2 separate regions of the Homo sapiens genome follow, and region 2 is linked to region 1. Evidence: chromatin loops called from intact Hi-C (ENCODE). Cell type or tissue: OCI-LY7. All regions are shown on one strand. Links, peaks and the distances in the headings refer to the core of each region. The heading gives the core; the rest is flanking DNA.

Region 1 (2,906 bases), core at 130-2,629:
ACTAAATATACTCTTACCATATGACCCAGAAGTCATACTACTTAGTATTTACCCAAATCAGTTGAAAACTTATCTACACAAAAACCTGCATACAGATGTTTATAGCAGTTCTATTCATAATTGCCAAAACTTGGAAGCAACCAAGATGTCCTTCAGGAAGTGAATGGACAAATAAACTGTGGTGCATTCAGACAATGGAATATTATTCAGTGCTAAAAAAAAATGAGTTATCAAGCTATGAAAAGACATGGAGGAAACTTAAATGCATGTTACTAAGTGAAAGAAGCCAATCCGAAAAGGCTACATACTGTATGACTCCAACTACGTGACATTCTGGAAAAGGCAAAACTGTGGAGACAGTGAAAAGATCAATGATTGCCAGGGATTGGTTAGGGGGAGATAGAGGATTTTTAGGGCAGTGAAAATGCTCCGTATGATACTATAAAGGAACTCTATGATACATGTCATTATACATTTGTCAAAACCTATAGAACGGCTGGGTGCATTGGCGCACGCCTGTAATCCCAGCACTTTGGGAGGCCGAGGCAGGTGGATCACTTGAAGTCAGAAGTTTGAGACCAGCCTGGTCATCATGGTGAAACCCAGTCTCTACTAAAAATACAAAAATTAGCTGGGTGTGGTGGCACGTGCCTGTAATCCCAGCTACTCGGGAGGCTGAGGCAGAAGAATCGCTTGAACTCCGAAGGCAGAGGCTGCAGTGAGCTGAGATCGCGCCACAGCACTCCAGCCTAGGTGACCAGAGCGAGACTCCATCTCAAAAAACAAAAACAAAACAAAATAAAACAAAAATTAGCTGGGTGTGGTGGTGGGCGCCTGTAGTCCCAGCTACTCCGGAGGGCTGAGGCAGGAAAATCACTTGAACCCGGGAGGCGGAGGTTGCAGTGAGCCAAGATCGTGCCACTGCACTCCAGCCTGGGAAATAGAGCAAAACTCCTACTCAAAAAAAAAAAAAAAAAAAAAAAAAAGGATAATTTAAATAAAATATTTTTTCTGTCCTATTAAATACTTCTTATGTTCTATTAAATACTTCTTATCAGACCTCATGAGTGCATCACCAAAGACACTTATTGAAGCAAATTCTGTGTGAATAGAATTGGCAAGTCAGTCACTGCAAAGCACTAGACAAGTATGAAAAATACTCCCATGTGGGAAAAACTGCTAAAAAATTAATTTCCAGATGGTCAAAGTTCAGGCTTGACTCATGTGGAATTTTTTAAAAATCAAAAACACTGAAACTTGGAAAACCCAGAAAACTATAATTCTTATTAGTTGACTGAAATTACTAAGTAAACAAGCCACAGTATCGAAGAGCTCATTACTGTTACTGAAGAGCTCATTTTCAAGGAGAAATGTGTGCTGCAATTCTCCCAGAAGGTGGCAGCAGAAAGCTGTATACGACAATATGATTTTTCAAATGAAGCGGGGGGATATCCTAAAGGCAGAAAACTGGAAAGCACTTTAGCTGACACAGAACACTCTCATTTTACAGATGAGAAAGCTGAGTTCCAAAGAGATTACCTGAGTTTCTTAGGCAAAATTCTTCATTGAAATAAATTCCCTGAGGCCGAGCATGGTGGCACACGCCTGTAATCCCAGCACTTCGGGAGGCCCGGGTGGGCAGATCACCTGAGTTTAGGAGTTTGAGACCAGCCTGGCTAACATGGTGAAACCCCATCTCTACTAAAAACACAAGAATTAGCCAGGCGTGGTGGCGCACGCCTGTAATCCTAGCTACTCAAGAGGCTGAGGCAGGAGAATCACTTGAACCTAGGAGGCGGAGGTTGCAGTGAGCCAAGATCAGCCATTGCACTCCAGCCTGGGTGGAAGAGCAACGCTCTGTCTCAAAAAAAAAAGAAAAGAAATAAATTCCTTGAGAGCTGGGAGCAATGGCATGCACCTGTAGTCTAGACCCAGCAACTCAGGAGGCTGAAAAAGGAGGATGGCTTGAGCCCAGGAGTTCTAGGCTATAGTGCACATAATTGTGCCTGTGAATACACTGCAAATTAAAACCTGGGAAATATAGCAAGACCCTGTCATAAATAAATAAATAAATAAATTCCTTGAAATATGTCACACTATGCAGATTTCACTATGCATATTATGCTCAGTGTAAGCAAAATTATTTTTATTTTTGGAGACAGGGTCTTGCTCTGTCACTCAGGCTGGAGTACAGTGGCACAAATCATGGCTCACTGCAGCCTCAATCTTATAGGCTCAAGCAATCCTCCTGCCTCAGCCTCCCAAAGTGCTCGGATTACAGATGTGAGCCACTGTACCTGGCTGCAAATTTAATTAGACATAAAAATATAATATTAAGTTATGATAGAAAAAGCTTTGGGATATTTCCAGAACTTCCCCTCTCTCCACCTTTTTTTTTTTTTTTTTTTTTGAGACTGAGTCTCCCTCTGTTACCCAGGCTGGAGTTCAGTGGTATAATCTTGGCTCACTGCAACCTCTGCCTCCCAGGTTCAAGCAATTCTCCTGCCTCAGCCTCCTGAGTAGCTGGGATTACAGGCACCTGCCACCACACCTGGCTAATTTTTTGTATTTTTTAGTAGAGACAGGGTTTTACTATATTGGCCAAGCTGGTCTTGAACTCCTGTCCTCAGGTCATCTGCCCACCCTAGCCTCCCAAAGTGTTGGGATTATAGGTGTGAGCCACCGTGCTCTGTCAATCTGTCAATTTTTTTTCATTACAAAGTCAAAGACAACCAACCCAAAATTTTAAAAGCTCATATTACAAAACGAAGAAACACCAAAGCAGTGTTATAAAATTTGTGTTACATTAAAAAAATTTATGTTTAATAAGTTAGAATTCCAAACCAAGGAATACATTGCAATATAACTGTGCCAGTCATAAGGTAATAATAGGACATATGAAATAT
Region 2 (2,906 bases), core at 245-2,744, 260 kb after region 1:
AAGGTGTTTAAGGTACAGGCAGCAATGGGGCCCATTTTCCTCTCTCTCAGGGCTGTCACCTGGCCTCGCCGGCTGTGTGGGTTCTGGCCCCACGTTGCTGTGGATCCTCAGCCTGCTGTGCCCCATCTCTTGGACTGTTTCCTTTTCTGTACACAGAGGGATGGGGCTTGGTCTCTGTCTCACAGCCAATCCAACAGAGCCACTGAAGAGAGGCAGGCAGGTAAAGAAAGAGTCTTTGGGCCGGGCGCGGTGGCTCACGCCTGTAATCCCAGCACTTTGGGAGGCTGAGGTAGGTGGATCACAAGGTCAAGAGGTCGAGACAAGCCTGGCCAATAGGGTGAAACCCCATCTCTACTAAAAATACAAAAATTAGCCGGGCGTGGTGGCACGAGCCTGTAATCCCAGCTACTCGGGAGGCTGAGGCAGGAGAATCGCTTGAACTCAGGAGGCGGAGGTTGCGGTGAGCTGAGATCGCGCCACTGCACTCTAACCTGCACAACGGAGCGAGACTGCAGCTCAAAAAAAAAAAAAAAAAAAAAAAGAAAAGAAAGGAGCCTGAGGCTTTCCTCATCATCCTCCTGCAGCACAAAGGAGCGGAAACTGAAAATGGACCGTGAGAAGATGGAGAAACAGCCCCTGCATGAGAGGGACAAGTATCAGACCGCCTGCGAGAGCACTGTCTTCTTGGAGGTGTGTGTGTTGGGGCGAGAGCAGGAGGGGAGAGTTGGAGAAAAGATCCTCACGGTACAGATGGGGAAATGGAGGCCTCCAGGGCTCTGACTGCTGCAAGCCCATCACAGCCCCCTGGGGACTCCACCACTTCCTGCAAAGGACACTCTCTGCCCTGTCTGTGGTTGTTGAAGCTTCCAGGAGCTGACGCCCTCCAGGCTGCCTGTCCTACGCGGGCCATCGCCACCTCCTTCCTTGTGTGCTCCCTCTGCCTGGCCCCCTCCTCCTCCTGCTGCTCCTCCTGGCCAGCTCCTCCAAGGCCCTTCCTCACTGCCCCAGGCCCGCCGGGTGGTTAACTTCTTCCTTCCTGTGGAAACCCAGTCCACTTGTCAGGCCCCTGGTCAGCTCTTAATATACAGGTGGAGAGAAGGGAGCAATGACCAGCCTTGCTGTGTGTTTGCCTGCAGTGTTCGCCATGGCCGGAGTCCCCTGCAAGGCCCCGGCCACCTCTCAGCTCTCTGGCTCTGACCTCTCCCCACTCCTGCAGGCTCTTGTCCCCAGAAAGGTGAGGCAGGATGAGCACCTCCTGTCAGCCCTTTGGGGTGAGAGTGAAGAAAAGAGCTCCCAGCCCAGGCATGGAGCAAAGGGCAGGGCTGGGGATTGGTGGGGAATTTGTGGGGTGAGGACAGGAGCAAGCTCTGTGTCCCAGGGCAGGCCTGGAGGAAGGGTGTTGGTGGAGGGAGACTGGCTGTAATGCTCCGCAGAGTTCTTGAACCTTTGCTCCTCCTCATAGGCTCTGTTCCTCACCACCATTCGCTCTGGATACCTTGGGGTGTAGCCCAGTTGAGGTGAGCCTTCCCCTTCCCACTCTCCACTGTCCCAAAGCCTTCTCCGCAGCTTCATCTCAAGCTCCAGAATGGAGTGGCCCTGCCCCCTGGTGGCCAGATGTGATATGGCCATAGATTGTAACTTACCTGATAAGACTGGGCAGGAAGAGCCTCCCTTCTCAGACTTGGGACCTCCCAAGGGAGGGGCTGTTTCCCTTTCTTGTTCTGTCCCTGGGTCCTGGTATTACCTGGACCATCCATTTTATACCTCAGGATCTGAACCAAAAAGCCCCCATCTCAGAGACACAGCAATGGTTGCATCAGCACTGGTTCTCCAGCTACTGCCGGATGCTGGCCAACTTCACTGGTGAGGCTAGTGTCTGGCAGGAGCCAGACCTGTAGGGGACTGAGAGTGGGTGGGACACACAGGCAGGAAGCCTGTCTCTGTCCTGGCTTGTTGTGGGCCCTTCAACTAACATTTACTGGGGACTAAGAGTTGCCCAGCATTGTGCTAGGCTCTCGTCTCACGAATTATCCCATATAATTTATACACTATTCCTTGAGGACAGTGCCCAGAGAGGTTAAATAACTTGCCCAAGGACACACAGCTAACAAGTGGCAGAACTGGCATTTAAATCCAAGCCTGACTCCCATATCTGAGCACACTAGGGCTATTTGTAGACTAATAGACTGTGTCCCTTACTTCCCACCCTTGATCCCAGGCCTCTTTCCTCAGTCTGGCCCTGTCTGACTCTACAGGTCTGGATCTGCTGAAGCTTACATGCCAGGACCTTATCCAAATCTGCGGGGCTGCTGATGGGATCCGCCTTTTCAATACTCTTAGAGCCAGGTGCTGGACACTGCCAACCAGGGTCCCCTTCCCACTGTAGTGGCCCTTACTAACTTAGCTAGCAGGTATGTTTCATACAATTTTTTTTTTAATATGGAGTTTCACTCTTGTTGCCCAGGCTGGAATGCAATGGCGCAATCTTGGCTCACTGCAACCTCTGCCTCAGGTTCAAGTGATTATCCTGCCTCAGCCTCCTGAGTAGCTGGGATTACAGGCGTCTGCCACCATGCCTGGCCAATTTTTTTTTTTTTTTTTTTTTTGAGACGGAGTCTTTTGCCCAGGCCGGACTGCAGTGGCACTATCTCGGCTCACTGCAAGCTCCGCCTCCTGGGTTCACGCCATTTTCCTGCCTCAGCCTCCCGAGTAGCTGGGACTACAGGCGCCTGCCACCGCGCCCGTCTAATTTTTTGTATTTTTAGTAGAGACGGGGTTTCACCACGTTCGTCAGGCTGGTCTTGAACTCCTGACCTCAGGTGATCCACCTGCTTTGGCCTCCCAAAGTGCTGGGATTACAGGAGTGAGCCACTGCACCCGGCTCATACAATGTTTAAGCCAGAAGT

Evidence for each region. Peaks named below come from ENCODE experiments on the same cell type or tissue, not always from the same donor. Only the 100,000 strongest peaks of a DNase experiment are listed, where the experiment ranks them.
Region 2: a loop joins it to region 1, with 10 times the contacts of the local background. A loop is called at or near these places in 61 of 110 quality-filtered maps.

Annotation. Positions count from the first base shown.
Region 1 is chr17:38,981,926-38,984,831 of GRCh38, forward strand. No RefSeq gene overlaps it. Among named protein-coding and RNA genes, the nearest start is that of FBXO47, 16 kb to the left of the region's middle. In OCI-LY7, for the core only: a CTCF peak has its summit at 1,395 (motif pointing right); a DNase peak (open chromatin) is centred at 1,396.
Region 2 is chr17:39,243,321-39,246,226 of GRCh38, forward strand. It overlaps the pseudogene LOC101929578. Among named protein-coding and RNA genes, the nearest start is that of STAC2, 19 kb to the left of the region's middle. RefSeq lists an enhancer at 1,034-1,608. In OCI-LY7, for the core only: CTCF peaks have their summits at 1,607 (motif pointing left) and 1,816; DNase peaks (open chromatin) are centred at 821 and 1,601; H3K4me3 peaks cover 1,014 bases; H3K27ac peaks cover 1,310 bases.